Regions from separate parts of the Homo sapiens genome. Here region 2 is linked to region 1. A link is an interaction called in ENCODE POLR2A ChIA-PET data of the cell type or tissue named here. Cell type or tissue: Caco-2. All regions are shown on one strand.

Region 1 (4,000 bases):
AGGCAGGAGAATTGCTTGAACCTGGGGGGCGGAGGTTGCAGTGAGCTGAGATGGTGCCACTGCACACCAGCCTGGGTGACAAAGTGAGACTCTGTCTCAAACAAATTAAAAATAAATAAATAAATAAGCATGGAATATATCTGATAAGTGCTATAGAGAAAAATCAGAGCTGGGTATAGTGGCTCATGTCTGTAATCCCAGTGCTCTGGTAGACCAAGTTGGGAGGTTCACTTGAGCCCAGGAAGGAAGTGACGAAGCAAACCATGAAGCTACCTTGGGAAGAGTGGGAGGTGGGTTTGGGAAACAGTGATGCCAAGAAGGAAGGGATTTTCACTTTTCGTGGTAGGCATTCTCCTAGAAGCTCTCCCTCTCACCTGAAGCTTCTGCAAACCACAGTAACAGATACCTGTGGCATAGTGAGCACCCAAGGCTCAGGCTTCGCTCTAGAACAGAGGTAGGCAAACTCTTTCTGTAAAGGACCAGATAGTAAATATTTTAGGCTTTGTGCTCCAGACAGTCTCTGTTGACACTGTTAGGCTTAGCCATGGTAGCTTGAAAGCAGCCACTGAATACACCAAAAAAAAAAAAAAAAAAGAATGGATGTAGTAGTGCTTTAGTAAATCTTTGCTTACAGACATTAAAGTTTGAATTTCATATAATTTTCATGGAATAAATATTTTTTTAAGTTTTTTTCAACCACTTACAGATTCAACCACTTTAAAAAGCCATTCTTTTTATTATTATTGAGCTCAAGGGATCCTCTGGCCTCAGCCACCTAAAATGCTGAGATTATAGCCATGAGCCACTGTGCCTGGCATAAAAGGCATTTTTTTTTTTTTTTTGAGACAGTCTCACTCTGTCACCCAGGCTGGAGTACAGTGGTGTGATCTCAGCTCACTGCAAGTCCCCCTTCCCGGGTTCAAGGGATTCTCCTGTCTCAACCTCCTAAGTAGCTGGGACTACGGGCGCCCGCCACCATGCCCGGCTACTTTTTGTATTTTTTGTGGAGATGGGGTTTCACCATGTTGGCCAGGCTGGCCTCGAACTCCTGACCTCAAGTGATCTGCCTGCCTTGGCTTCCCAAAGTGCTCGGATTACAGGTGTGAGTCACCACACCCAGCCCCTAAAAGGCATTTTTAACCCACAGGATGTATAAAAACAGGCCCACAGGGCCATAGTTTGCTGACCCCTGGTCTAGAAAAGCAAGAACTCAGCTACCTCTGCTCTGGGTTGAGTTGTCGGTTTACCAAGAGTTGATTGGGTGTGTCCCTAGCCTGTTTATGCCAGGTGTACTGTCATTGTAATCATATAATTAAATTAAATATTACATAAACTGATGAAATGTGAGTGCATAAAGAATTGTTTCCTTGCAAATGACGTTAAATGCTTTGGAAGTAATACACAAAAAGATTTGCTGACATGTTGAATTAGATGTGAAAGATAAACTATTCAGGGAAAATCCTAAAAATCTAGAACTGTTCTACATCAGATTGCTTCACAACTGTCTTTAAGTTTAAATAAATTGAAAATAATAGGTGATGAATTATAGGATTGTGGGTGTGATTTATGCAAGAAAGTCAAAGAGGGATTTGAGTCAAGATACCCAAAGAAAAACTAGTGCCTGAGTGTGAATTTTGTTTGAAGTCAAAACAAAGTGACCAGGACCTACACGTGTCTGTTTTTAACGATTGCCCACTTGAACTGACGTTTCCAAAAGACTGGTCAATGACTCAGACCTACTTATATCAAAACAAGGGCTTCTCCGGTATTTTATATATTTCCAATATAGTTTGAATGTTTTATGGGGTATTTCGTTTTCTTTCTTTCTTTTTTCTTTTTGAGACAGAGTTTTGCTCTTGCTGCCCAGGCTGGAGTGCAATGGCGCCATCTTGGCTCACCGCAACCTCTGCCTCCAGGGCCCAAATGATTCTCCTGCCTCAGCCTCCTGAGTAGCTGGGATTACAGGCATGTGCAAACACGCCCAGCTAATTTTGTATATTTAGTAGAGATGAGGTTTCTCTATGTTGGTCAGGATGGTCTCAAACTCCCAACCTCAGGAGATCTGCCCGCCTTGGCCTCCCAAAGTGCTGGGATTACAGGCGTGAGCCACCGCGCCCGGCCAGGGTATTTCTATTTAATGTCTTAAAGAACAACCAAAGAATTTTTAAAAACCAAATATAAACCAAATGCTGGTGTGTGTTGTGAAGCCTTAAATAAAATACTGTGAGGGGCCCTGGGCTCCAGTCCCGGGAAGCTCTGTGCACATCCCCTCCACACCAGTGCCCCTGTTCCCAGTCTGAATCCAAAACTTTTTCTAGGGTCCAACAGTCTCAAGAGGCCTGTGCTGCTGGTGCAGAAGCTCAAGTCCTGAAAGAAGCATGGATTCAGGGAGAAACAGTTCTGACCTGGTTCAGACACGGTCAGCTCCCTGATTCACCAGGCCCCTGTGGACTTGTGTCTTTGTGGCTCCTGGTATCTGATGTGGTGCTGGCACATGGTGGCTCTTAGGTTATTGAATTGATCAGTCAACAAGTGAACATATTAGTTAAAATATTGGTGCACCTGCCTTAATAGAGACCAAATAACAGTAACTTAAATACTATAGATATTTATTTCTCTCTCATGTAAGGGTCCAAGCTGGCAGCTGGGGGGTAGGGTGCCTCTGATCTACAAGGAGCCCAAGCACCGTCTTGTCTTGTTATTCCAAGATTGTGCACCCATCCACATGGTTTAAGAATGTACATTACCGGGCCTGGCATGGTGGCTCACTCTTGTAATCCCAGCACTTTGGGAGGCTGAGGCGGGTGGATCACGAGGTCAGGAGTTTGAGACCAGCCTGGCCAATATGGTGAAATGCTGTCTCTACTAAAAATACAAAAATTAGCCGAGCGGAGTGAGGCTTGCCTGTAGTCCCAGCTACTCAGGAGGCTGAGGCAGAAGAATCGCTTGAACCCGGGAGGCGGAGTTTGCAGTGAGCTGAGTTCATGCCACTGCTCTCCAGCCTGGGTGACAGAGAGAGACTCTGTCTCAAAAAAAAAAAAAAAAAAAAAAAAAAGAATGTTCATTACCCCACATTCATATTCCAGGCCACAGAGATGAGAAATAAGGAAGTAGAGGGCAAGCATTTTGCCATTTAAGAGTGTGGTGTGGTGAAGGTCAGGTTCCTGGCCCACATCTGTAATCTCAGCACTTTGGGAGGCTGAGACGGGGGGACCACTTGGGCCCAGGAATTTGAGACCAGTCTGGGCAACCTAGCAAGATCCTGTTTCTACCAAAACAAAAAATAAATTAGCCTGGTATGGTGGTGTGTGCCTGTAGTCACAGCTACTTGGGAGGCTGAGGTGGGAGGATCACCTGAGCCTGGGAGGTCAGGGCTGCAGTGAGTTGGGATTGCCCCACCGCACCCAGCCTGGGCAACAGAGCAAAACCGCATCTCAGAACAAAACAAAACAGAACAAAGAAGTGGGGGAGGAAGGAGCGTATCAGGAAGAATAGCTAATGGATGCTGGGCTGAATACCTACATGATGGGATGATTTGTGCAGCAGACCACCAAGGCACACATTTACCCATGTAACAAACCTGCACATCCTGTACATGTACCCCTGAACATAAAAATTGGAAATCAAAGAAAAAAAAAAAAGGAGTCCAGGTGCGGTGACTCATGCCTGTAATTCCAGCACTTTGGGAGGCCAAGGTGGGCAGATCATGAGGTCAGGAGTTTGAGACCAGTCTGACCAACATGGTGAAAGCCTGTCTCTACTAAAAATACAAAAATTAGCCGGGCGTGGTGGTGCACACCTGTAATCCCAGCTACTCAGGAGGCTGAGGCAGGAGAATTGCTTGAACCAGGGAGGCGGAGGTTGCAGTGAGCCGAGATTGCACTGCTGTACTGCAGCCTGGGTGACAGAGCGAGACTCCATCTCAAAAGAAGAAAAAAAAAGAAAAAAAAGAAGAAGACAAGTTTGTCGAGGAAGCTGCATTGCTTCTTGTGCTCCTATC
Region 2 (4,000 bases), 350 kb after region 1:
GTTGTGGTGGTTGCACAACTCTGTGACTGTACTAAAAATCTGTGAATTGTGCACTTCAAATGGGTGAATTGGATGGTATGTGAATTATATCTCAATAAAATGGCTAAAAAGCAAAAGAAAGCAAATATCAGGAGAAAACCAAATAAATTCCAATGCATCTGGAAGGTACCACCCAAACCGTCATTAATGTCTAGAAAATTCCCTCCTCCTTGACCAGTTTATTTTCTTTTTCTTTTAATTAATTAATTCATTTTTTTCAAGACAGGGTCTCGCTCTGTCATACAGGCTGGAGTGCAGTGGATCGATCTTGGCTCATTGCAACCTCCACCTCCCAGGTTAATGCAGTCCTCCCGCCTCAGCCTCTCAAGTAGCTGGGACTACAAGCGCATGCCATCACACCTGGCTATCTGTGTATCTTTTGTAGAGATGGGGTTTTGCCATGTTGCCTAGGCTGGTCTTGAACTCCTGGGCTCAAGCGATCCTCCTGCCTCAGCCTTCCAGCGTTGGGACTACAGGGATGAGCCACCCGGCCTGGCCGAGTAGTTTCTATTGAAAGAAACAATTGTCTTTGTCTCCAGGGGTATCTGAGGTTGAGTTTTTCTACTTGGCCCGAGGACCAATCCCGATGCCATCTTCATCTCCTGCCTTTATAATCCTATGGGGGAGTTCTCACCTCTGCAGAGAGAAACAAGCCAAGAGAGGCCAAGTCACTTGTCCAAGGTTGCATCTCAAGAATGAACATGGCCTGGGTTGGGCCCTTTCTGGAGGTTGAAGTCTGCTCTTCCTAAGGTGCTAAGAGACAATAGCCTATCTCCACTAAATTACGTTAAAAAAATTTTTTTTATTCTCACCCCCTCTCAGAGGTCTAAGAGATTTAAAAGGATTTAGGAAAATGCATTTTGGATTATAAGCAGCTTAATGGATTTTTCCAACTGGGAACCTCCACCTCAACCCCTTGTCTCAGTGTACCCCAAATTTATTGTCACTTTTTATGTGTGCCAGGGCATGAAACAGGTTGGGAAGCACAGGGTTAAAAGACAAAATTTTCCTGGGCATCTTTTTTGGCTGAAGGACTGGACTAGACGGAGGTGTCTCCCTCTGGCTCATATATGATTCCCACAAACCAGAAAATGAGTTAAGACAAATGTTAACTCATTGTTAACTCAATGTTAGGATAGCTGTCTCTCAGGGAAGTTGTGAGAACCCAATAAGATGATATCTATAATGTGCTTAGCTAGTGCCTGGCACTCAGCCACGGGTCAATAAAATGTAACTGCCATGCTTGTTAACTGCACATGGTCTTGTTATTGGACCAAACTGGGATCCACTCACCTGGTGCAATAAAGTCCAACCTTGGCATCAAGATTGCAGAGTGCCAAGCAAGGAGAATGGGGCAGCTCATGCTTAATACCTGAACTCCTCCATGGCTTACAGACAAGGGTTTTTAAAGGTGAGAAGGCAGAGGTTACAGGCAACGTCATAAATCAGTGCATGGGGGCTATACATGAGTTTGACCTAAAAAGGAGGGCCATCTCAAAGCAGGAGGGAGGGGGTAGCCAGGAGTCACAGATGGATTCAAAGGTTTTCTGATTTGCAATTGGTTAAAGAGGCAAAGTTTTGTCTAAAACTTTGGGATTAGCAGAATATTAGTTCTGGCCCAGGGGCGTGACCTCTGCCAGGCCCCTCAGGAAGAAATTTAGAATGATGAAGAACAGTGGTCAGAGTTTGGTCCTTAGTCCTCCCTATCTGACGTCTTTGAGCCAGTGGATCCATTTGGTGGAGGTCCAGGTTTCTGCCAAACAACACAGGGACATGTGTTAAGATGTGATCTTTAGTTTCTATAGGGGGACCAAACATCCCATGATTCTCACTTCCTTCACTACTGTTTTAAGCTACTATCACCTTCTGGCTTATCCAGATGCTCATTTACTTTGCAGGGCTAGCTACTTGCCTGGAATTTCCCTTGAAGGAACTCAAGATTTTCCTCTATTTCCACGCTTGGGGGATCCCTGCAGGTCCCTAAGAGGGGTCCCTGCTCTTAGTCTCCCTACCCTGGCAGTTGTCTGGGGCCAGTTTGGGCTTGCAGACTGACCACTGCCCCTTGTGCATTATTTCATTGATTAGGAAGAACCAACTCATTTTGACATCTTCCTAAAATCTCCATCACAATTGAGAAAAGAAATCTGAGGGGAGAAAAAAGGAGTCACATCTTTATGTCACATGTGGGGGCTGGCATGTCAGGGCATGTGAGAGAAGTTTTCAGGGATTCTATTTGCATGAAAATTCTTAAAGTTTTCTGGGAGCCGCGGAGGCAAGTTGAAACATAGTTGGCCCTGGGCTGAGATGCTGGAGCAAGGGCAACAGCTGCTTCTTGAACACTTGGAGGTTTGTCTCCCAGGGTTCCTGTTATCTATTGCTGGGTAACAAGTTACCTCAAAATTTAGTGGCATAAAATATCAATGACTTATTGTTTCTCATGATTCTGGGGGACATGAATCCAGGGCTTGACTGGATTGGCTCTTTCTTCCATGTAGTGACAGCTGAGTCACTGATCTGCTGCAGACGGATGGTGGCTGTGCTGTGCTGGAAGGTTCAGGAAGGCTTCACTCACATGTCTGGCACCTTGATCTTCCTCTGTGTGGCCTCTTTCTCTCCACATGGTTTCTCATTCAGAAGTCTAGCCCAAGTTTCCTTACAGTATGGTGGTTGGCTTCATTAGAGAGCATGAGAACCTAGGCCTTTTCACATCCTTGATGCAGGAGTTTCAGCTCCTTAGCTCAGCTAGGTCTGGGTTCTTGTCTCATGACCAGGAAGAAGTAGGCATGCAGATACAAGAAGAGTGAGCAAGGTGGGAAGTTTTACTGAGTGATGAAACAGCTTTTAGCAGGGAGGGGACACTGGGGTGGTTCCCCTACCTGAAGGCAGGAGGGTTCCCAATATGGCTGAGCCTGGGGCTTTTTATGGCCTCAGAATAGGGAGTACATGCTGATTGGTTTGTGAGTGTGCAAAAAAGGTTAAAGCAAAAACACCACTCAAAGGTGGGCACGATAGTGTAGAAAACCAATTAGGAAAGGGTGGGTATGTGTAAATAGGTGAAGGATGGGGATCAATCAGAGGAAAGTGTGCCAAATGGGAAAGCCAGTTCCCAATCCGGTTTGAGGATTTACTGGGACTGTTTCCTTCTTGAAGGTTGGGTTTCCCCGGAGACCCATCCTATCTGCCTAGGCATTTTTCTGCCTCCTGCCTCTATCATTCTCATAAGGGCTAGGAATGGAGAGGAACTTCTGTCTCATTCTATTGGTTAAAACAGGTCACAGAACTAGCCCAGATTCAAGGAGAGAGGAAATAGAGTCTGTCTCTTGATGGAAAGAGTGGCATGGTTATAAAATGAGGGGAGGCATTGATGGTGGTCATCTTTAGAGACCATTCACTATACACAATGATCTGGGAACGCATATTTTGGGAAGAGAGAAACAAGATTCTTTAGTCAGTCAGTCTTTGGGCACTAGTTGAAGGAGGGGAAATTTTGGAAGAAACATTGAGATGTAACACTAAAATTGTTCCTTGACTCAATTCCAAGAGAACATATTTTTGGAAATCTTTGGGTCAGGGACTGAAAGAAAGCAAAAAATCATGGAAAAAATATATTTTTTTGTAGAAACAAGGTCTTGCTATGTTGCCCAGGTTGATCTCGAACTCCTGTCAAGCGATCCCTCCAATTTGACCCCTTAAAGTAATAGTCCATGTTTAGGTTGTTCAAGTTTAGGCTTACAGGTATGAGCCACTGTGCCTGGCCATGGAAAAGATTTTAAATAACAAGGGTGTTATAATACACTGTAAGAGCAAGACCCCTTTCTGCTGGATTCTGATAAAAGAATTATAACTGGTCAGGAGACGGCCTTCTTCTGTCAGTGAATGACACGGAGTCATGTCAGGAGAAGCCAGCGCCTACAGGAATCAATGGGCCGATCCCAGTGAAATCGGAGGGAGCACTGCGCAC

Evidence for each region. ChIA-PET counts read pairs that join two places held together with the same protein. Peaks named below come from ENCODE experiments on the same cell type or tissue, not always from the same donor. Only the 100,000 strongest peaks of a DNase experiment are listed, where the experiment ranks them.
Region 2: POLR2A ChIA-PET joins it to region 1 with 5 read pairs; 1 of 35 experiments calls an interaction of 5 or more read pairs at or near these places.

The regions. Positions count from the first base shown.
Region 1 is chr17:28,217,127-28,221,126 of GRCh38, reverse strand. The region is part of intron 1 of LOC105371710 (a long non-coding RNA gene); the gene reads left to right. Among named protein-coding and RNA genes, the nearest start is that of TMEM97, 100 kb to the left of the region's middle. In Caco-2, no CTCF peak of the experiment used is centred here; a DNase peak (open chromatin) is centred at 2,406.
Region 2 is chr17:27,868,855-27,872,854 of GRCh38, reverse strand. No RefSeq gene overlaps it. Among named protein-coding and RNA genes, the nearest start is that of LYRM9, 23 kb to the left of the region's middle. In Caco-2, no CTCF peak of the experiment used is centred here; no DNase peak of the experiment used is centred here.